Regions from separate parts of the Homo sapiens genome. Here all the other regions are linked to region 2. Evidence: chromatin loops called from intact Hi-C (ENCODE). Cell type or tissue: HepG2. All regions are shown on one strand.

Region 1 (8,000 bases), 110 kb before region 2:
CCTTCCCGAAGGCAGGACTAATCTTCCCCACCTTTCTGACTATAGGTCTTGAGACCCTCCCCAGAGCAGGACCCGCCCTATACCCTTGGGGAAGGAATGCTGATGTCATGAAGCTTCCATAAAACCCCAAGAGGACAGGGTTCTCTGGGGAGCTTCCAGATAGCTGAGCACATGGAGGTTCCTAGAGGGTGGAGCATCCAGGAAGGGCATAGAAGCTCCACAGCCCTTCCCCCACACCTCACCCTATGCATCTCTTCACCTGTAGCCTTCGTAACAGCCTTTAGAATAAACCACTAAACGTGTTTCTCTGAGTTCTTCAAGCTGGAGAACCATCTTCTTCCTTGTCAGTCCCTCTGAGCCCTCATCGTGACTGTGCAGGGAAAACTCTCTCCAACCATGCTCTTCCTCTGCTCTCACCCCACAACAATCAACACAGAAGATGTTGGTGACCAAATCTGTGGGGATTATCCCCCCGACACGGAGCTGCGGACACCTGCTGGGTGTTCTCCAATTCAATTCTGACCACTGAGTTTGTGGTCATTTATCACACCAGCAATAAGAAACTAATCTTGTCAATACAGTGTATTTTCCGAGAGCCTTTTGAAGAGAGTATCATAGGAGAGATATTGGTAACAGTGAAGGGGAGCTGGGCAAAAGGGGTGGGAGCTGGAATTTGGCTTGGAAAGCTCAAACCAACACCCTGCAGCCTCAGCAAGAAAAGAGCAGGTCTGTGAGAGCATCTAAGGCAAGAAGTGGCCCTGGCTTCGAAGTGGAATGTTAAATTAAACCATTTGCTGACTGATAACTTGGGCAGGTGGCTTCATCTCTGAAAGCCTCAGTTTCATCATTGCAAAATAGAGATATTATTATCCACCTTGCAAAGCTCTTAGGATTAAATGAGATAATACATGAAAAGCAGCTGGCACATGGTAGATGCCAAATACACCACAACCCTTAGGAAAGAGTAGGTGTGCACAGATGAGCATAATCTGTTAGTTGGCCACTCCCGTATCTATTCTACCTTTTCCTCTTAGTAACAGAACTCTAATTTGGAGTTCACACATTGCAGATCAGAGTAAAAAGACTACATTTCCCAGCCTTCCTGTAAGTGAGATATGACCATGTGACCAAGATCTGGCCAAGGAGATTAAAGCAGAAGTGTTGCAGGACTTCTGGGGAGGCTGCTTCAAAAGGTGCTGGAAGGAGCCCAGTTTTTACTTGCCTGCCTTTACTATCTTCTGCTTTCAATGAGGACATGATGGCTGGTGCTCCAGCAATCATCTTGGACTCAGGGACATGGAAAATGGAAGGCATGCAGTCAGATGGTCTAACAGGAAGATGGGAGCCTAGATGGCTGACAACTCCACAGCTATCACGTTAGCCTTAAATGGCCTCCCTCTGGATTTCTATGTGAGAGAGAAATGCTCTTCTGTCTTAGTTAAGTCATTGTTGTGTTGTCTTGGATTTTTTTATTTTTTTTAGACAGAGCCTCACCCAGGCTGGAGTGCAGTGGCACAATCTCAGCTCACTGCAACCTCTGGCTTCCAGGTTCAAGTGATTCTCCTGCCTCAGCCTCCCGAGTATCTGGAATTACAGGTGTGTAAAACATGCCCAGCTAATTTTTGTATTCTTAGTAGAGATGGGGTTTCACCATATTGGCCAGGCTGGTCTCGAACTCCTGGCCTCAAGTGATCCACCTGCCTCGGCCTCCCAAGGTGCTGGGATTACAGGCGTGAGCCACCGTGCCCAGCCCGTTGTTGTGGATTTTTAGTAATCATCATGGGTACAATATAGCACAGATATAGGCAAGTAGGATTCAGAGTCACTCAAAGACAATGGTTCTCAAACTGTAGCCCTGATCAACAGGCTTGACATCACCTGGGAACTTGTTAGGAATGCAAGTTCCTGAGCTCCACTCCAGATTTACTGAATAAAAAACTCTGAGAGTGCAGCCCAGCAATTTGCTTTAATAAGCTCTCCAGGTGATTCTGATGCAAACTCAAGTGTGAGAACTACTAGTCTAGAGCAAGATTTCTCAACCAGGCATGCTTGGGGTGGGACAATTCTTGGTTGTGGGAAACTGTCCTGTGCATTGTGCGACGTTCAGTGCCATCCCCAGCCTCTACTCACTAGATGCCAGAGCCCCCCGCAACCTGATCCTAGGCGTGATCATCAAAAATGTCTCAGACATCGGGGTATGCCTGGGATTGGGGGAGCGGACAGTAAGAGTGTCCCCAGTGTAGAAACACTGTCCCAAAGGAGTAATTCTTAACCTTGGCTACGCTATAGAATCACCTAGGAAGCTTTTCAAAATTCCACTGTCTCAGCCTCATCCCAACCCAGTTAAGGCAGAATCTATGAGGGCAGGAGGGAGACAGCAGTGAAAACTCCCTGGCTGAGTCCAATGATGAGCCAAGGTTAAGAATCGCTCATTGCAGAGGGGCAGCCAGCCAGAAGAGGAACTGTGTGCTGCGAGCTGGTGAAGGTACTGAATCCTGATCGTGAGCAGGACATAAGAGGTTCCAAAGCAAAAACTGTAATAAGAGTGGCTGGGGTAGACCTGGGAACCAACATTGTACCTGCCAGATGGGTGACTAGACGGGGTGGAATTCCTGGCAGCTGTGTCACCTCATTTCCCATAAGAACAGGGTGGACACCTTTCAGTCTCTCACATAAATAACCACACAAAGCCTCAGTTTTCTCCCCTAATAAGCAGCAAACAATAAGCCAGCTCCCATGAGGTGCTAAGCATTAGCTCATCCCACGAAAAGAACTGTCTTAATAAAGGCAGCCATGTGACCGTGAGCCTCTTTCAAGATAAACTCCATGGGCACAAGGATACTCTCTGAGCAAGCACAGATTTCACATATATTTAATGGAGCCCTGACAATAAGCTTGGCAATGGGGCCATAAAGGAGGTGGAGTGGAGAAGGAAGAATTAAACGAGAAACCAGTGACCAAGAATGAGGGAGGGATGAACAAGCAGATGCCCTCTCCTTAAAAAGAAAGATTAAGTCCCGTATAAATTCTTTCTCCTGCCGGGAATGACTTTTTTCTTCATTATTTCATTCCCAGCCTGCTCTGCTAAAATGCTGAGCCGAGCTTTTCCTTGTTTCCCTTGGCTTAAATCATTAAGTCCAGGATGTCAGTATGGGGAGGCAAGGGGGTGTAGAGAAGAGGAGGAGAAAAGGAGGAAGCCAACCGGCTCTCACTCTCTCAGGTGTACCAAGTCACTGCAGGACCAGGATCAATGGCTTCCCTGCACTCTACGTTTTCAGCCCCACCTGGCTAGCCCAGATGGAAAGATAAAGGAACAGGTACCAGTCTATAAAGCATGTCTCCCGGAGGCCTTAGGGCCAGCATGTCCATTCTTTCCCAAGGGATTTGCCTTCTATTCTTTCAGTCCTTTTACTGCAGCTGATTGGGACAAGGAAGAAGACGTCCAATTGCTCCATACCAGCAAGACCAGAAAGACAAGGAACCCAGGATTCTGTTCCAGGTTCCTTTTCTGTGCCTAAGGATTTCCAACAGGTCACTGCAACAAGTGAGTCTGAAGAATATCGGACCTTGTTGCTTCCAGTGTTCCCACCTTCTTCTTTCTTTTTTTGAGACGTCGTTTTGCTCTTGTCACCCAGGCTGGAGTGTAGGAGTGCAGTGGCGCCATCTCGGCTCACTGCAAGCTCCGCCTCCCGGGTTCACGCCATTCTCCTGCCTCAGCCTCCCGAGTAGCTGGGAGAACAGGCGCCCGCCACCACGCCCGGCTAATTTTTTTTTTTTTTTTTTTGTATTTTTAATAGAGACGGGGTTTCACCATGTTGGCCAGGCTGGTCTTGAACTCTTGACCTCAGGTGATCTGCCTGCCTCGGCCTCCCAAAGTGCTGGGATTACAGGCGTAAGCCACTGCACCCGGCCCACATTCCTTTCCTTACCCTCACCACCCCCTCCTCACAAAGTCAGAGATCTCCCACTTGACTCAAGTCCCTGGGTTCCCTCCAGCCAGTAAACCCCGTGTGCAAATGTCCTGACTCTTGCAAAAGTGTTAAAAAACAAACCTTAAAAAGCTTCCAGATGTTCTGTTTGTATTGTGGTGCTTCTCTGCGCTGGTCTCCAGAGGCCAATACGCAGTGCACAGCATCCTGACTGCCCAGATAAAATATGAGGCAGCCAAGAGGCACAGCCTGGGGGTGAGTGGGGATGACCCTTCCCCCAGGACCACGGCTCCCCCAGTTCACCCATTAACTCTTCCATTGCCAAAGGGCAACTTTCCACGCAAAAACCTTCAAAAGACTGCAAAGGAACAAGTCTGATAAGCTTTTAGGTTTTGTCTCCTCTGAGTGTCCACCTCACCTCACCATTAAACTTCTCACACCAACTGCCTTTGGGATGTCGAGTCAGGGACTCAACGACACAAGAGTGACCCTCCTACTTAAGATGCTAAGTTACCATTTTCAAGGACATCTTAGGAGCTGGACCATCCAGAATGCGGGAACAGAGTTCATGAGTTGTCGAGGCCCCTCTGGGGCTGGTGGCCTCTGATCTACAGAAAGGTAATTGCCAACGGGCCAGCTTGTGCACACACAGCCACACACGCAACCCAAGGTGCACGCACCTGAGGGCCCACGATTCTTTGCACAGGGTGACGCCTGCTCCCTTTGATGCTTGCCGGATGTGTTCCCAATGGGCAAAAACCAGACCTCAATAAAACCCGGCATTATCAAGAGGCCGGTGGTTTGTGATTGCACCAGCCTGTTATCTCCGAGGCCCTGGGTGGGGCTGCTTTGCGGTTCTCCATTGAAAAGCATTAACTTATAGGTAGATCAAAGACCCTCCCGAACCAGCCGACCTGGTCCCTTGTTTGTCCCGGTGGACTGTGCCAAAAGATGGACTTTAAAGATAATAGGTACCCCAGTCCCAGACTCCCTTCTGCCCTCCCTCTCCTTCTCATGCACTACGTCCCTCAGGGGCCATCCAACAGCCAATCATAAGGCCTTTCCTTCTCTTTCTGCAGATGACCCATTTAGAACAAGTCGGGGACCTGGCCGGACAGAGTCCTGGCCCTGCTGCAACAATGGGGATCGAGGGGGAGAGAGAAACAGTGACTTTGAGACCAGGCAGGAGCTCTTCTCCCCTTTGGCAATCAGGCCAGGAGTGAGGTTCCAGAGAGACAGTCGCTGATTCCACTCTCTCCTCATGAGGGATAAACTGCTGAGTCCTCTTCCCTTGGTCCCTAAAGTTCCCTGTTGGCCTCTACTGCCCACCCAGATGTTTGAGAGCCAGCGGTCAGTCTGCAGTGAGGACACAGTGGGACCTCTGAGTTGTTTGGATCTGGGTCACCGAGCAGGACTGCCCATTGATATGGGAGAGAAAGAGCATGTGTCCCCAGACTGTGGGTGCCAGCAGCCTGCTCGCCTCCTGATGTTCCCCAACCCAGTAGTGTAGGTCGACCCGGTCAGCTGCAGGCTGCAGGCTGCAGTAGCAGCCATGTTTTTCTTCTTGTGTTGAGGGTACCAAGCTCACTGTCTGGCAAAGAAGAGGCAAACGAATGAATGAATGAACAAATGAATAAATGAATGGATCACTAGCAGCACAAGCTAGTCATCTTAAAGCATGGGAGGCCCTTAGAACATGAACCCACTCATTCCTACCAACAGGAAAACACTTCAGGTGGCAATTCTCAGAGATCCCACAGCTTAATGATACGAAGTCAGATCAGGGTTCCAGTCCTGGGTTAGTTAGCCTCTTAGGAGTCGTAGGCTCCTGGGCAAGTTACCTCAAATCTCTTGAACCCATCTGTAAAACAGGGATAATTTCTAGGCTTGTTGTGAGGACTGAGTTAAGTACTAAAGACTCAGTTAATTTTTTTTTTTTTTTTTTTTTGAGATGGAATCTCTGTCTGTTGCCAGGGTGGAGTGCAATGTGCAATGGCACAATCTCGGCTCACTGCAACCTCTACCTCCCGAGTTCAAGCAATTCTCCTGCCTCAGCCTCCTGAGTAGCTGGGACTACAGGCGTGCACCACCATGCCCAGCTAATTTTTGTAGTTTTAGTAGAGACAGGGTTTCACCACATTGGCCAGGATAGTCTCGATCTCTTGACCTCGTGATCTGCCCGCCTCGACCTCCCCAAGTGCTGGGATTGCAGGCGTGAGCCACCGTGCCCGGCCTATTTGTTCTTATTAATCTATTTCCCTATGGCATTATCTCCATTTCAAAAATACAGTCAGCACATTTCTGAAGAGGAAGGACATTAAGCCACTTCCGTGGTTATTTTCCTGCTATAAACCATTCCTAAAATGTGTACAATAAAGCCCAGATCCATCTTCCATTACTCCTTTTTTTTCCTTTTTAAATCAATAAAATTGTTTGTAACATTTAGATTAACCCTTACCTCACCTCCTTCTATATTCCCTCAACCACCCCTAAAAGTTCTGAGAACTTGTGTCCACATGCAGGGAGGAGGTAATGAAGGCAGGAGTCATGAGCAGGGCACTTAAGACACCCTCACCATGAATGATTTAGCTCAGCTACTGATAAAGGCGTTATTCCAAAACAGCTAAGACTAATCCATACTCTAGCTTGGCTATTATTTCATGCTACATTACATAGAAATCCAACTCCTGTATCTTTCCCTTGTATCTTTCATCTTTCTAATTTGTGTTCTCTCTTCCTTGAACCCCTGGTTTGTCTGTCTCTGTCTCACTCTCATTAGAGACACCACGGCCTTATGAGCCAAGATAGGCCAACTCAACTGGAAAGGATGCTTATGGGGGCTCTGTCTGTTCTGCCTGGTCCTGGCCCCACATGGCCTGGCCAGCTTGTGGCATCTGTGCCAAGGTGAGCGGGGAAGCTGGGCCTCGGCACCCTCCCATCACGATGGGGCCAGGCTGTTACCCAAGGCTGCAGCTGGACTCTCAGAGGCACAGGGAGGTCAGGCAGCAAGTTCACAGAACAGGCCACCCACACGGCACATCAGGGCTGCTGGACTGTCCCCAGGGCCAGAGCCGCTCTGGCCCTTGGCCCTGACTCGGAAGACTCCACCATATGGCCTCCCTCTGGGAGGGTGAGAGGAAGAAAAGAAGTAAACCAGGGGCTAGGAAGAACCATGCTGCCCTCTGAATGCCAGAGACCCTTCTTGGGCACGGGGTTGGTGGGTATTAGATTTGCTCCCAGCAGGTCTGAGACAAGAAAGGCGGTGTCCAATAAATGAAACGGGTAACAGCTGATAGCAATACGATAGATGAGCAGATGAGATTGGGCTCTCCCTTTCTGCTCTTCTCGGGGTCGTTCTCTCTTTCTCTCTCCAGCCCCTAAATGTGTTTCCAGGGTTTGGTCTGAACTTCAAAAACCCTAAAGTTTTTGGGAGTCTTCACACTTTTCTAATTAAAGACCCAAACTGGATTTTCATGTTTGCAGAGAACTTTGAGCAAAAGTGTAGGCAGCACAGCAAAACAGGAAGAGAATGATCTCTCTCTTGTTCTCTTGTGTGTTTTTTTTTTTGTTCTCTCTCCCTCTCTCTCTCTTTCTCCTCCCCCTAAAATGTACTGGGGGGTAGGGGAAGGAAGCAAACAAAACCTCTCTGCAGCTTTGGCCCCTAAGTCCCCTGAGCCTGCCAGTGTTCTGTTGACAGCCTTTCTCTTTTCTGCGGTCCTATAGCCACCAGTTCCATCCCTGTTGGGGCAGGGGTGGGGGTGGGGAGAGCTGGGCAAGGCTCTGGGAAAAGAGAGGAAGGAGGCAAAGAGTAGATTCTCTGGCACAGCTGCCAAGAAAAGAGCCCAAATGCCTCATCTCAGCGGAAGGCAACCCTCCTGGGCTCCCAGGCATGCTGGGGCTTGCTGAAAACCAGAGCCCTGGCTGGCAGAGGCGGTGGACAGGGAACCAGAATTCAAAGGGGCGGCCGAAGGAGGGGGGTGCGGGGGAAGAGGGGGAGGTTTCAGTGAATCATATAAATTAGAGACAGAAAGGATGTCAGGCCACCTTCATTTCCTTCCTCTCCTAATGGGA
Region 2 (8,000 bases):
TATCCCTGAATCTCAGTAGATTCTGATAGATTCCCTCATCTTTGCCATTCTCTCATTTAGCCTGATTCCAGCGAGAGCCTCTAACCTCCCCTGTTATTTCAGCCCTGGGTCTCTTTAAGCAGCCACTGCCAAGCTGTGGGGGATTCATGGTGATTCAGCCCTGGCCCCAAGCAAGCTGGATGTGCTATCGCTCAGCCAGGATATGGCTGGGAGCCCACAGGCTGCTGCGAAGAGACAAAGCTGTCCTCTCCAGCCTTCGAAATCTCCCTTCCTTCTACTGACAGGCACATTGCGGGTCCAGCCATCATGCCCAAGGTGGTCAGAGGCTGGCTTCAGCCTCTTAAAGATTGAAGGCAAGACAATCATCCACCTCCACCCCAGGAGGAAAATGAGGCAGCTGAGCAGTTTCCTCCTGCTCTCTTACTCTCATGTAAGGCATCGTATCTGAATGTAGACAGAGTATTTGCTTGTTTTCTCTTTCTTAGGAGGCAGGACCAGGGAGAGACCCAGCAAAGAGAAGGTCCCAAGCCTAGCTCAAATCTCCTGGTCCTGGAACATTCAGGAGCCGCCCCACTTCAATGGTAATTGGCCTATTTCCATCTGGTTTCCAAGCAACATGACACAAAATCCCCAGGAACCTTATCACAGAGCCAGTGAACTGGAAGGGGCTGGAGATCGCTCTGGCCCAAACTCCCTGCGCCAAAGCATGCGGGGCGACTCAGACACAAAAGGGAGGAAGGCACAGTCTCTGCCCAGAGCCCACGGTGGCACCAAGAAACTCCTTTTACCACTGAAGAAGAAAAGGAGGTCCAGTCTTTTGGAGGCAAGACAAGGTCACCTACAGAGGGCCTCAGCCGAGCAACTCGCTAGAGGTTGTTTTCTGCATGACCACCTTCCCTGCACCGTGGATCCCTGGGGTGGGTGGTTTAGGGGCTTTCCAGGTAAGAGCCAGGGTCAGCGCCAGGAAATGATGACAAGTCTGTCTGAACCCTTTCCGCAGACATACAATTGACCTCCTCCAGCCAAGCGCTGCTCCAGTTAGAATCTTTCTAAAACTACATAGGCAAATGTCTAGCAATTGTCATTCAACTCTCACAATGAAAGGGTAAAAACTCATTTTAATGTGTCTCCCTTGTACCACTTTCTTAGTATGCCTGAATCCATTTCATCTCAAGGACCATACATCAAGCACTGCCTTCTCAGGTACTCAACTCTGCATGCCTAGATGAAGCCACAGCACTCCAAATCTGATTATGGGGATATTTTAGGAAGACAGCCTTGCATTAAAAACTGAAATCCTAGCCAGGCACAGTGGCTCATGCCTGTAAACCCAGCACTTTGGGAGGCCGAGATGGGAGGATCACTTGAGGCCAAGAGGTCAAGACCACCGTGGGCAATACAGTGAGACCTCCGTCTCTACAAAAAATAAAAAATGGAAAAACTAGCTAGGCATGGTAGTACATGCCTGTGGTCTCAGCTACTCGGGAGGTTGAGGCAGGAGGATAGCTTAAGCCTGGGTGATCAAGGCTGCAGTGAGCTCTGATGGCACCACCGTACTCCAGTCTAGATGACAGAGCAAGGCCCTGTCTCAAAAGAAAAAAAAAAAAGAAAAAAGAAATGGAGTCCACTGAACACTAAAAAAAGGATGAATTTTACTGTATGTAAATTATTCCTCAATAAAACTGACTTTAGGAAGAAAATCCACAGGCTCACCCTTCCTAAAGAAAAAAATACACATATAATATCAGGGAGGAAAAAAAAGAAGGAAATTCACACCTTTTTGCTTGACAGAAGTACGGTGCTTGCTTTTTCAATTAAAACTAAAAGGCTACTCCTTTAGGAAACAAAAGTGGGTTCAGCTCCAACAGCCAAGCAAAGCAACGGACTCACCCCACTGGGGATCCCACAGCTGGAAGGTCCCTGACCTACTTCCGCCCAGATCGCCTGAAAGGCCCACGGGGCACCAGCCAAGAGTGGGAAGCAGAGCCGGGCAGCGGGTGCAGGGTGGTGAGCAGAGCACTCCCCCTCTCGCCCCACAGGACACACACAGGCTGAGGGCAAATGATTCCCAGACAGGGACCTGGTGAACAAAGAGGTTACGCAACTCACTAATCACTCAAGACAGCCAAAAACAGAACCTGACATCACGTGCCTGTGACCATCCCCACGGACTGCCTGTGAACTCCCGTAGAAGGTATTCAACAGTTTGTGGAATTACACTGAGCTTGAGTCGGGCTGCAAATAAAAATAAAGTCACTTTTCCCCTAATCCTGTAAGAAACTGGGCACTCAGGGACACGTTAACTCTTTCATGCTCTCTAGAGCCCATTTGAGTCTCAATGGATTCAAGGTTTGGTGGGATGGAAACATGAGTATAGTAAGAATCATCTTAGACTATAAGAAATTCCAAAAATGGCGGGGCAAAAAAAAAAAAAAGGAAAAAAAGAAAAGAAATGGGGAAATTTTGTTACGGTCTTGCATATAACCAAGGTTTTCTCCTTGTCACGGACCAAACCATGATCTGAGTTTGGAGCCTTCTAGAATCCTGAAAACTAGCAAATCCATCTAGTGACAAGATGCACTAAAGCCCTGTGTGGTTTCTAAAAGTTGCTAAAAACTCTAGAATGGCAAACGTTGATAGGGTGGTAGGAGGATGGGGTACTGCACTGATTATCTTTTTAACCTAGATTTCATTAACAATCACCAATTACCGTATACATCCTAAACACCAGGCACTACACAAAGTAACTTAAAGTTATCAGTGCATTCAATCATCATAGTCCTAAAAGATGGGCACGGCCACTTCTATTTGATAGGTGGGAGCACTGAGGATACCTAGCTAGGTGATGGCAGAGCTGAGACTCAAACCCCCAGCTAACCCCAAAACACACACCCCTAATTTTGTCATCCGGCTCTCTGATTAAAAGTGAGAGGCTTTTCTACCCAGTGTGCTGAGCCCAAGTGCCCAAAGATGAACTGTTTCCATGAGTTGTCAGATTTCTGACCCAGAGATGGCAGGACAGAAGCATCTGACTGGATCAGGGAGGTGGCAGAGGCCCAGGGAAGAGGGAGGGCCTGGCGGTTTCAGTGAAAGTCAAAATGACCTCCCCAAATATGCAGCAGAAATTCTCCAGGTACCAGGCCACTGCTGGAGAGATCAGAGGCTCAAGGCTGCCAAGAACAAGGAACTACTGCCAGAAATAAGTTAAGACCTCCCCACAGGTCTCCAGCGGTCACCCACCGTTCCTTAGATCAGTCTCCACCCTCTAAGTAGAAGACAAAAGTGGATCTCCAGAACCTTGAAGCTATTATGCTCTGTGAAAGAAGCCAGACACGAAAGGCCACATATTGTGAGGTTCTGTTTATGTAGAATATTCAGAATAGGCAAATCCATAGAGCCAGAAAGTAGACTAATGTTTGGCAGGGGCTGGAGGGAAGGGAGAATGGAGAAATGACCGCCTAATGAGCGCAGGCTTTCCTTTTGGGGTGGTGTATGCATACGTCCAGACTCTTCAAAATGTGTGTATTAAACAATGTACAATTTATGCATACCAATTTTCATTCAATAAAGATTTTTAAAGGACTTGGAAAAAAGTTCTGAATACAAATAGTGGTGATGGTTGCACAACACTGTAAATGCTTTCATGTCACTGAACCGTATACTTTAAGTTGGTTAAAACGGTAAATGATGTTATATTGTTATATGTATTTTACCACAGTTTTTTTAAGGTGGAATCTCCAAAGAATCCTAGAACTCATTCAGTCCAAGCCTAAAACCGAAACACGGAGTCGGGGCTTAGCCTCTAAGGGCTGTGAGGGTTAGAACTGGATGTTCCCCTAAGACCCTCAAATTCATAAACTCATTGTTTAGAGAGAGGGTGGTGCCGGCAAGCAGGGAAGGAAGAAGGCCTGCGAGACGGTGAGGCCGGACAGAGCACTGGCTCCTTCTGAGGCGACCAGGGGGAGCGAGGTGCAGCCAGGGAGGCAGGGCCCCCGCCCATGCATCCTCCCCCAGACCCCTCGCCTCTTCCCACCTGGCAGACCTCATGCTTCCTTCCTTGGGGCTGGGAGCCCAGTGCCCTTGGTCTGCATCACAGAGTCAACAACAATTTATCTGAACTGAGCAAACAAGGCAGCCATAAGAGGCGGAACTCTGACAATATTTAATGACTCCGGGGGTGGGGAAGCTTTGCAGGAGAAGGAGGGCAGGCGAGGAAAGGAACCAGAGAGGAGGCAGAAAACTCCAGGGGAAATTCCGTCGGGGGGAAGATAAAAGGGGGCTGTAAAGCAATTTTGACAGGTTAACAGACAGGTAATATTCCAACGGTGTTTACTTAACCAGGCTAGCACTCCATGCAGCGCCGATTAAGCTGCAGCACGAGAGCCTCAGCAGCTAAGGGTTTCACAGAAACAAAGATCTAGTCAGAGAAAACCAAATAACAGCCAGTCAGATGCTGGCAGCCCGGCCTGCAGCTCCCCCAGCTCGGAAGCCACACGGAGATGCTTCCTGGAGACCGATCTGGAAAGATAACTTGCAGCGGGTACCTTGCTGGGCCTCCACCTGGGATCACAGGGCCTAGCATCTGACAGCTCCTCGGAAAGGGTGGGGCATGGGCACCAAGCGCAAAGTGTCCCCTCTTCCCTCCCACGTTGAGGCAGACCAGTTCTCCAATCCTCAGTCCTAGGAAGACAGCCTTGCTGGTCCCACCCGCTGGCCCGGGGACTGCTGGCTCAGGATCTTTAGCCAGCAATGAAATTCATGCCAGCTCCCAAACCCCTATCCACCCACCCAGATGCAAACCCAACGTGTTCTGCCATCTCTTAGCTCTCATACACTGGGCAAGTTCCTTAGTCTCTCGGGGCCTCAACTTCCTCATCTGTAAAATGGGGCAGTAAATTTCACAAGCTTCTTTAATTCATACATCACTATTAATTATCTGTTAATGTCATTGATATAAGTATAAATAATGCAGATAGTCCCCAACATACAATTTTCCTACTTTATGATGGCGTGAGAGCAAAACAAATTCAGCCGAAACCACACTTCAAGTACCCATACAACAATTCTGTTTTTCACTTTGAAGATACTAAAAAAAATTCAATAAATCATATAACATATTCAAGATTTTATTATAGGCCGGGAGGTGGTTCATACCTGTAATCCCAGCACTTTGGGAGGCCGAGGCAGGCAGATCGCCTGAGGTCAGGAGTTCGAGACAAGCCTGACCAAAATGGTGAAACCCTGTCTCTGCTAAAAATAAAAAAATAAAAAAATAAAAAAAATTAGCTGGGCATAGTGGCGCATGCCTGTAGTCCCAGCTACTCAGGAAGCTGAGGCAGGAGACTCACTTGAACCCAGAAGACGGAGGTTGCAGTGAGCTGAGATCGTGCCATTGCACTCCAACCTGGATGACAAGAGAGAAACCCCGCCTCAAAAAAAAAAATAAAAGATTTTATTATAAAACAGGCTTTGTGTTACATGATTTGCCCAACTGTAGGCTAAAGTAAGTGTTCTACTAATGTTTAAGGTACATTAGGCTAAGCTATAGTGTTTGGTAAGAGCAGTGTCTTAACTGCATTTTTGACTTACAATATTTTCATCTTATGATGGGTATCAAGACGTGATCCCATTGTTAGTAGAGAAGCATCTGTATTTAATAAATAATTATAAGGAATAAATGAGGGTTTAGCACAGTGTCTGGATGTTAGTATCTACTCAATAAACTTTAGCTTCCTTATGCAACTATCTTTAACACCCACGTGGCCAGATTCAGAATGTGATCTTCTGAATATAGCAGAACAACCTATTGACAGGAAGATGCTTGATTTTTAAAATACGTGAAGGCTATTATATCTCCACCCATGCTCTCATAGAATGAGGAGGAAACGCTGTTGGGACCAGAAGAAGTGTCACGCTGGCTTAGGTCCCAGGAGAAGCACCCGAGACACCCCCAGCTCTCTGAGACCTTGGAGGCCTCACTAAGCAACTTGATATGGTTCCATGTTCCTGTATTTCTCAGAGGACATAAAAGTGTTCAAAGCCCCGGAACCAGCAAGCAAGAGGTGCCAAGATATTGACTTCATTTCCTATAGGGTTCCCTGGCCTCTGTTACAGGACACTATTTTGAGGTTGGATTATATATTTTTAGGTTATTTGGAAAATCATTGTGGCTTTAAATAATAAAATTCTGAGTGACATCTGTCAGCCCTGATTACTGTGAGTCGGCTAAGCTGCATTTTCTTTCGTTTTCATTTTTAAAAGTGCAATGAAGTAAGTGTTACCCAGAAAGGTCTGTGAGAGTCTGCAGGGTTGTGTATTAAACACTCTCTTGAAACTGGTCCCAAAGGCTTGTACCAGGGACCTAGCAACAGGCCTGGGGTGGTACACCCAAGAGCTGAGCTGGCAAACACTGCCAAAAGCAAGAAGTGGGACTGAGGCCCCTGCAAGGAATCACAGGGGCATCTGGTCAACCTCCTTCATTTCACCAGTGGGGTAGCAGAGGCCCAAGGGGGTTGGAGAATTGCCTTGGATGTACAGACAGCCATGGTGAAAGACGACAAGAGGCAGGTCTCCCCACAGCTTCATTCAGGACTCTCTGAGCTACACTATGAGGCCCATCAGGTCTTCTTATTCTATGAGTAGCACATCAATAAGGTTTGTATCCTACTGACCCAGTCCAGAAATCACCTCACGAAAGGGTTCCTCTACATAAATCTCTGCCCTTCTTCTTTACTTTCAGGATTCAATCATTGTTCCTACTCAGAAAAGTGCATCTTTTTTTTTCTTTTTAAGAGATGGGGTCTAGGCAGGCACGGTAGCTCGCACCTGTAATCCCAGAACTTTGGGAGGCCAAGGCAGGTGGATCACCTGAGGTCAGGAGTTTGAGACCAGCCTGGCCAACATGGTGAAATGCCATCTCTACTAAAAATACAAAATTAGCCGGGCATGGTGGTGCACGCCTGTAATCCCAGCTACTTGGGAGGCTGAGGCAGCAGAATCACTTGAACCCAGGAGGTGGAAGTTGCAGTGAGCCAAGACTGTGCCACTGCACTCCAGCCTGGGCAGCAAGAGCAAGGCTCTGTCTCAAAAAAAAAGAAAAAGAAAAAAAAAAAAAGAGATGGCGTGTCACTATGTTGCCCAGGCTAGTCTTGAACTCTTGGCTTCAAGCGATCCTCCCACCTTGGCCTCCCAAAGTGCTGGGATTATAGGCATGAGCCACCACACTCAGCCTTGAAAAGTACATCTTTTATGACCACCTGTTGGTTATCCACCATGTGAGTCTCACCTAATACAGGACTGGTGGTTTAGGAAATACCTGTGGCTGTCGCAGTTTTGGTCCTGCAGGGAAAGTGCCATCTACAAAATGAACTTGGAATGTCTAGGTTCAGGCAGTCTCTTCCTCAGAAAGCAGGAACCTCCAGACCAGATCTACCAAAAGCCATTCTCCCTCCCACAATCACCGCCACCATGTCCTGAGTATCAATAGCTTATTGACCCTCTTCATCCAGGAGCAATGAAGTTGTTAAGAATCAAACTCAATGGTTTTTTTTTTCTTTTCCTTTTTTTTTTTTGTGGGTATGATTTTACAGAATCCTCCTTTTTCCCCCAAATAAGTTTGATCAGCATGCATTTCATGTCTGAATTAGGACCTTAATTCAAGGCCCAGCACAGGGAAAGGAGTCAATAAGCAACTGATGAATAGAGGGATGAATTTGGGAGGCAAGCCTTTTCAAAGAAGCTATTCGATGGGTAAATGCCTATAAAATAAGCACATACTTTGTTATGTGGGACAAGAGATGGGGATGGGTTGGGGGTCCCATTCTCACGGATGGAAACCTCATTTTAAAAGTTTTCAGGTTTGGCCGAGCGCAGTGGCTCATGCTTGTAACCCCAGCACTTTGGGAGGCTGAGGTGGGCAGATCACTTTAGTTCAGCCTGGGAAACATGGCAAAACCCTATCTCTCCAGAAAAATACAAAAATTAGCCAGGCCAGTAGTCCC
Region 3 (8,000 bases), 390 kb before region 2:
CTGGGGGCGCTGGTCAGGGCTGATTTGCCCCGCCCCGCCTCCCATCGCCCGGGAGTTGCCGTTCCGGGAGCCGGCGGGATGGGGTTGGGAGTGGGAATGGGGTGTAACTGTGGCTCAGAGTTTGACAAAGTTCTTGGGCTGCTCGCGGGGACGCGGAGGAGGGGGGTGGTAAGTGGAAGAGGTGAGGGAGGTAGCTGGAGGATGGACGAAGACTGGTGGGAGACGGAAGGAGGGGGCTGCCAGCCTGCTCTCCAGTCGCCTGGAAGCTCAATCGGGGCGGGGAAGTGAAACTTGCCTCCCTCCTACCCGGCCTCTTAAAACTGCACTCTCTCGTGCAGCCCCACTGTCCACGGAGATGGGGCAAGGGAGAAACCGAGGTTGGAGGAGACCCTTGGCAGGAACTGGGAGGCGGGAGGAGGGAGGCTACTGGAAATAGGTGGGAGTGTATGGTGGGGGGTGAGAATTGGGGACCTTCTTGCAGCTTAAGTAATTTGGGGGAAAGTTTTCAAAGGGGGTTGGGGTTGGGGGCGGTAAGTCGAGCAGCAAAGGCGTTTAGGGGGCAGCACCGGGAGTCGTTTTCATCTCCAGCGTTTCCAAAATAGAAATAGAAGGGGAGGGGAGGGAGGGGGCGGGGAGTGACCGCTCAGGTCAGACTGCAATAACTTATTTATTTATTTATTTTTAAGAAAAGTTATGAGCTGTGGTTGCAGGCAGGAGGGAAGATGGAGTTGTGTGCAGAGGAAGCCGAGTGGTCTGGGTCGCCGCCTCCTCCCCGCCGACCTGACAGTTTGGCGGATTTCACTGACCCCTCTCCCTCTTTTTCTCTGTGCCCCCCGCCCCGCCCCGAGCAGACTTCTGAACGAGAGCGAGAAGCGGCCCTTCGTGGAGGAGGCGGAGCGGCTGCGCGTGCAGCACAAGAAGGACCACCCGGATTACAAGTACCAGCCGCGGCGGAGGAAGTCGGTGAAGAACGGGCAGGCGGAGGCAGAGGAGGCCACGGAGCAGACGCACATCTCCCCCAACGCCATCTTCAAGGCGCTGCAGGCCGACTCGCCACACTCCTCCTCCGGCATGAGCGAGGTGCACTCCCCCGGCGAGCACTCGGGTGAGTCGCCCCTCGACCCCACCGGACAAGCTATCTCCGTCCCGCCTGGCACACCCCCTGCCCTCCGCCTGGGAGATTCTTCGTGGGGACTTTATGCTTCCCGGGAGGGACACACTGCCCTTTGCGCCCGTCCCGCTCCCCTCTCTACCCAGAGCCTAAGAGGCATCCAAACAACACACACACAAACACACACACCCCAACTCAATCCCAGCATCCGAAGAGATTAACTTTTTTATTGGGAGGTAAAATGCCCTTAACAGCCTTACAAGACCTCTCCCTTCTTCTCTGCTCCCCCACCCCAAAAGCACACACAGGGCTCTTACACAAGTAGCAATTAGGTCTTCCGGACCCTCCGGGCCCCAGACCCTCCCCTGATAAAAGGGGGCTGTCCAGTGTGTACCGGCGGGTTAATCATTGGGCGACTTATCTCCGGTGCAGCGCGCCTCTTGCGCGGGTGCGGGCCCTTATTACACTTTAGCAGCGAGGGAGGGTCCCCGGAGGGTGCCTAAGACTAGGGCGTCTGCACAGCCCTTGTTGATTTTCTCGTGCTTGTTCTTTTATTGTCCACAGGGCAATCCCAGGGCCCACCGACCCCACCCACCACCCCCAAAACCGACGTGCAGCCGGGCAAGGCTGACCTGAAGCGAGAGGGGCGCCCCTTGCCAGAGGGGGGCAGACAGCCCCCTATCGACTTCCGCGACGTGGACATCGGCGAGCTGAGCAGCGACGTCATCTCCAACATCGAGACCTTCGATGTCAACGAGTTTGACCAGTACCTGCCGCCCAACGGCCACCCGGGGGTGCCGGCCACGCACGGCCAGGTCACCTACACGGGCAGCTACGGCATCAGCAGCACCGCGGCCACCCCGGCGAGCGCGGGCCACGTGTGGATGTCCAAGCAGCAGGCGCCGCCGCCACCCCCGCAGCAGCCCCCACAGGCCCCGCCGGCCCCGCAGGCGCCCCCGCAGCCGCAGGCGGCGCCCCCACAGCAGCCGGCGGCACCCCCGCAGCAGCCACAGGCGCACACGCTGACCACGCTGAGCAGCGAGCCGGGCCAGTCCCAGCGAACGCACATCAAGACGGAGCAGCTGAGCCCCAGCCACTACAGCGAGCAGCAGCAGCACTCGCCCCAACAGATCGCCTACAGCCCCTTCAACCTCCCACACTACAGCCCCTCCTACCCGCCCATCACCCGCTCACAGTACGACTACACCGACCACCAGAACTCCAGCTCCTACTACAGCCACGCGGCAGGCCAGGGCACCGGCCTCTACTCCACCTTCACCTACATGAACCCCGCTCAGCGCCCCATGTACACCCCCATCGCCGACACCTCTGGGGTCCCTTCCATCCCGCAGACCCACAGCCCCCAGCACTGGGAACAACCCGTCTACACACAGCTCACTCGACCTTGAGGAGGCCTCCCACGAAGGGCGAAGATGGCCGAGATGATCCTAAAAATAACCGAAGAAAGAGAGGACCAACCAGAATTCCCTTTGGACATTTGTGTTTTTTTGTTTTTTTATTTTGTTTTGTTTTTTCTTCTTCTTCTTCTTCCTTAAAGACATTTAAGCTAAAGGCAACTCGTACCCAAATTTCCAAGACACAAACATGACCTATCCAAGCGCATTACCCACTTGTGGCCAATCAGTGGCCAGGCCAACCTTGGCTAAATGGAGCAGCGAAATCAACGAGAAACTGGACTTTTTAAACCCTCTTCAGAGCAAGCGTGGAGGATGATGGAGAATCGTGTGATCAGTGTGCTAAATCTCTCTGCCTGTTTGGACTTTGTAATTATTTTTTTAGCAGTAATTAAAGAAAAAAGTCCTCTGTGAGGAATATTCTCTATTTTAAATATTTTTAGTATGTACTGTGTATGATTCATTACCATTTTGAGGGGATTTATACATATTTTTAGATAAAATTAAATGCTCTTATTTTTCCAACAGCTAAACTACTCTTAGTTGAACAGTGTGCCCTAGCTTTTCTTGCAACCAGAGTATTTTTGTACAGATTTGCTTTCTCTTACAAAAAGAAAAAAAAAATCCTGTTGTATTAACATTTAAAAACAGAATTGTGTTATGTGATCAGTTTTGGGGGTTAACTTTGCTTAATTCCTCAGGCTTTGCGATTTAAGGAGGAGCTGCCTTAAAAAAAAATAAAGGCCTTATTTTGCAATTATGGGAGTAAACAATAGTCTAGAGAAGCATTTGGTAAGCTTTATCATATATATATTTTTTAAAGAAGAGAAAAACACCTTGAGCCTTAAAACGGTGCTGCTGGGAAACATTTGCACTCTTTTAGTGCATTTCCTCCTGCCTTTGCTTGTTCACTGCAGTCTTAAGAAAGAGGTAAAAGGCAAGCAAAGGAGATGAAATCTGTTCTGGGAATGTTTCAGCAGCCAATAAGTGCCCGAGCACACTGCCCCCGGTTGCCTGCCTGGGCCCCATGTGGAAGGCAGATGCCTGCTCGCTCTGTCACCTGTGCCTCTCAGAACACCAGCAGTTAACCTTCAAGACATTCCACTTGCTAAAATTATTTATTTTGTAAGGAGAGGTTTTAATTAAAACAAAAAAAAATTCTTTTTTTTTTTTTTTTCCAATTTTACCTTCTTTAAAATAGGTTGTTGGAGCTTTCCTCAAAGGGTATGGTCATCTGTTGTTAAATTATGTTCTTAACTGTAACCAGTTTTTTTTTATTTATCTCTTTAATCTTTTTTTATTATTAAAAGCAAGTTTCTTTGTATTCCTCACCCTAGATTTGTATAAATGCCTTTTTGTCCATCCCTTTTTTCTTTGTTGTTTTTGTTGAAAACAAACTGGAAACTTGTTTCTTTTTTTGTATAAATGAGAGATTGCAAATGTAGTGTATCACTGAGTCATTTGCAGTGTTTTCTGCCACAGACCTTTGGGCTGCCTTATATTGTGTGTGTGTGTGGGTGTGTGTGTGTTTTGACACAAAAACAATGCAAGCATGTGTCATCCATATTTCTCTGCATCTTCTCTTGGAGTGAGGGAGGCTACCTGGAGGGGATCAGCCCACTGACAGACCTTAATCTTAATTACTGCTGTGGCTAGAGAGTTTGAGGATTGCTTTTTAAAAAAGACAGCAAACTTTTTTTTTTATTTAAAAAAAGATATATTAACAGTTTTAGAAGTCAGTAGAATAAAATCTTAAAGCACTCATAATATGGCATCCTTCAATTTCTGTATAAAAGCAGATCTTTTTAAAAAGATACTTCTGTAACTTAAGAAACCTGGCATTTAAATCATATTTTGTCTTTAGGTAAAAGCTTTGGTTTGTGTTCGTGTTTTGTTTGTTTCACTTGTTTCCCTCCCAGCCCCAAACCTTTTGTTCTCTCCGTGAAACTTACCTTTCCCTTTTTCTTTCTCTTTTTTTTTTTTGTATATTATTGTTTACAATAAATATACATTGCATTAAAAAGAAAGTGGCCCTGTGGATTTATTCACCCAGTTCTCCTGTTGGATGATTTGGCAAATTTGAGCACAAAAGACATTGTGGAGTGCTGATTGCTGTGATGTTTTTGTTTTTTATCAGCACCTTTGGCAATCCTAGAAAACAAGCTGAGGAAAAGACTGTATCTCCAAAAATCTAGGCAGAAAAATCTTGAAAAGTGCCACTCCAATAGATCACACAGAAAATTACATGTCAGTAGTTGCTCACTCTGGCAAAAATGTTTGTTGTGGTTTTCATGACCTCATGCTTCAGGGCAAAAGCTGTCCCTTGTGGAGGTCACAGGGAATATTAGACCTGAAATCAGGAGCTTGTCAGTAGACAGAATGCCAGAGGGGTGACTTGCTTATCTGGTTTTAATATGGCAAACTTTCCGTTCCTATGAACACATACCCAAGAAATGGAGTATCCACTTAAAAAGCAAAGGAAGCCAGAGAAAATCAGTGTCTACAGGGAACCAGAGAGAAGCCTGTCGTATTAACCCATTAAATGATTCAGAGCCTTCCAGATTTCTCTGTAGAGACAATGAAAGGGGATGATTTTTCTGCTCCCTCCAGTTTAACTCATTCTAAGCAGACGCAAAGCCATTGTAGAAGAAACAAGACCTAATCCTGTTTTCCTTGGCCCCAGTTAGATGGGGAGTTTCCAGGTTCAGAGAAACGTTCAGGTCATTTTTCATTAAATAGATGAAATCACTCCTTCCCTCACATGGGCACACCTCCCCATCCCCACTCCCACACCCCAGATGATTGGAGAAGTGTCTCTAAAGAGTCAGTCACCTTCACCCTCTCAGGCTAGTTTTACTACTGGGCCTGTGTCTCTGGCAGTCTTAACCAGAGTCCAACCTCTCTGGCATTACCTCACATTGTCTGTTTCTGCTTATTGGATTCCTGGCTGACATCCCACACCAGGAACATGGCAACCAGGAAAATGGTAGTTATCAAATCGAGGCAACATTAGTACTCGGCCTCCTTTGCAAATTCCTTCGACAAACATTGATTGAGGGCCTGTGATCTGCGGGGGACTGTGCAAATCCTTCCCTACCCCTTCAGACATCAAATTCTGTTCCTTGTTTGTGACATAGCCTTCCATGCGCTGAGGCCCTCCCTTCTTACAAAATCTCTATTTTTTTTTTCTCTTGCCAACACTCACAAAGTCCTTTTTAAAAGTCTCTGTGGTGTTCACTAATTCTTGCCTACCTTATTCGTTCTAATCCCTTTGTCTATTAAAATCAACACACACCATTCCACTGCGACTACCCCCTTCCCTAGCAAATCTGTATGTTTGCTAGACTGTTCTCCCTTCCAGAAATATGCTCTTTTTCCCAGTATGTGGCCTTTGCCAGGACTTCTTGAAGCCAAAATATTCTGTTCGGACATAAACTTGTGAAGGGAACTGAAGCAAGTTGTTTTGCTTTCCCGTGCCTCACTTTCCCCTTTTGCTGAGTATGTTTATAATTCCTCCTACATAGAGCAGGGTTGTTAATAGAGGAGATTTTAGCCAGAGCAATCTGGGAGTTGACTGCATTGGAGTCTCCTGGTCTGTACAGCAGTCCCCCTGCATTAGAATTCCTGGGAGTAATAGCCAGGAAAAAGAGTTTCATAAGCTCCCCAAGTGGCTCTGATACACAGTAAAATGCAAGAGACACAGGAGTGCTGGGAGAGAATTCCTCAGAATCCCGCTCACCCCCATATCTATCAGATCTAGTCAAAGCCCAATATCACCAGATTATAAAATATTTTGGAGGAATTTTTAGTCTAACACCAGAAGCACAGAGCTTATCACCCTGGCAACAGCAACACATTGACTGGAAACCTAGGAGAGTCCTCCACACCGGAAAGAGTTTGTATGTAGATCCAGGGTTATTTGTTTGTTTGCACTTAAAATAAAACCTTTTCTTTTCTAACCATTTTAACAAAACTGAAATTTTTAGCAAAAGGGAATAAAAATAAACTCATTTAAGAATCGGTCTTTTGCTCTATTATTAAATTAGAGCCATGGGGATTCACTGGAGCTGTTTGACTTTCCCACTTCAGCTCCATCCCATCCCTTTCCTTCCCTGATTTCCAAAATGAACGTTTGTGAGGCAGCATGGTGGCACGTTTATATTAAAGTAATCGATGAACTATCACTACAGCCAGAGATGGATTTACTATGAAGCAAACAAAGCTCAAGCTTCAGCACCTCTCAAAAGCACAGGCTCCTTTTAAGGCTCTGGACTTATTCTTGAATTTTTAAAATTTAAATTCTTTTTCTTAAAGAACTTCGCCTCAAAAAAAAAAAAAAAAAAACCATAAACTTCATGCCACACAAAAGCTGGATCTGCCCCTGATCACACCTATTGGCCAGTAAACTGAAGCATTAGAGGCTGCCATAGAAGATAGCAGAATACATTTCTTTCTGTTCTCAACAGTGCCTGAAACATAGTAGGTGCTAAACAAATATCTACCTTCCATCGTATCCATGAACGTGACGGTATTGCCAAAGAACACACTGGAATCTCTGCAATAACACTCTACCACTTGTCCTTACACAGTTTCTCATCCCTCTGAGAGTCAAATGAATTTTTGCTTCTCAAATGACATTCACTTACGGGCATAAGACAGGTTTCTTGCACACAAGAAATGCAATGACCTGCCCTCCTATTCTTTCCCTTTCCTCTTCCTGCTCATTCCTTTTTTTCTTTTCTTTGCCATCTCTCCTCTGCATTTTCTCAGTCTCCCCTTGACTCTGACAGCTGAAAACTTTGCTGGGCCCTGATTGAGCTTTTCCTCTTTTATCAAGCACAGACTAGAACTATTTTACTCCGAATTTCTGGAGAATCGTTCTTTTTTGACCAGATACAACATGGGCCAGGTAATCTCAGAAAACAACCAGGCTAAATTTGGGGCAATAGTTCCTTGAAGCTATTGTTAGACATGTCCCTTGAGCATTCAGGATTTTATATGGAGGTTCATCTGATCACCATTATTTCCCACTGTCATATTCCACTCTAGAATTATTCCCACTCCTCATTCTTGCCATAAATATTTGATTAGGACGCAACCATGAACAAGAAAGACTGCCTCATGGAGCTTACATTTTCATGAAGAGGAGGCGGGCGCAAATAAATAGTACTTCCTGGTCTTTCCTTGTTTGCATGCCATAGGGGAAAAAATGCAACTCATTAGAGCCAACTGGGAGAACAGGCACAGGGAAGGAGGAGTTGATGGATTTGGAAATGGTTTTGGTGAGAACATGCTGAGTTCATTTTTCCTCTCCTGATCTTCATCTCTTTTTCAGTGATATAAAATTGACTCCATTTACATAAAGGGAACCCACTCTATTTTTACCTTAGCCACTCCCTCCTGCCCCTCTGCCCCACCCCCCAGTAACCCTCTATTAGTCTCTCTACCTCTTAATGAACCATGGATTCATGGAT

Evidence for each region. Peaks named below come from ENCODE experiments on the same cell type or tissue, not always from the same donor. Only the 100,000 strongest peaks of a DNase experiment are listed, where the experiment ranks them.
Region 1: a loop joins it to region 2, with 4 times the contacts of the local background. A loop is called at or near these places in 6 of 110 quality-filtered maps.
Region 3: it touches region 2 in a loop (4-fold over the local background); 16 of 110 quality-filtered maps call a loop at or near these places.

Annotation. Positions count from the first base shown.
Region 1 is chr17:72,408,725-72,416,724 of GRCh38, forward strand. All of the region lies in intron 3 of LINC00673 (long intergenic non-protein coding RNA 673), which reads right to left. Among named protein-coding and RNA genes, the nearest start is that of LINC02003, 70 kb to the left of the region's middle. In HepG2, no CTCF peak of the experiment used is centred here; DNase peaks (open chromatin) are centred at 4,137, 4,757 and 7,560.
Region 2 is chr17:72,514,900-72,522,899 of GRCh38, forward strand. All of the region lies in intron 1 of LINC00673 (long intergenic non-protein coding RNA 673), which reads right to left. Among named protein-coding and RNA genes, the nearest start is that of LINC00673, 74 kb to the right of the region's middle. RefSeq lists enhancers at 198-698, 846-1,035, 1,998-2,506. In HepG2, no CTCF peak of the experiment used is centred here; DNase peaks (open chromatin) are centred at 2,102 and 4,242; H3K4me3 peaks cover 866 bases.
Region 3 is chr17:72,121,868-72,129,867 of GRCh38, forward strand. SOX9 (SRY-box transcription factor 9) reads left to right here. Exons shown (of 3, transcript NM_000346.4): 2 at 852-1,105; 3 at 1,676-4,549. The coding sequence ends at 2,520. Among named protein-coding and RNA genes, the nearest start is that of SOX9, 4.8 kb to the left of the region's middle. RefSeq lists a silencer at 39-138 and enhancers at 795-824, 1,328-1,851. In HepG2, a CTCF peak has its summit at 5; DNase peaks (open chromatin) are centred at 1,464, 3,484, 4,844, 5,414 and 1 weaker place; H3K4me3 peaks cover 4,327 bases.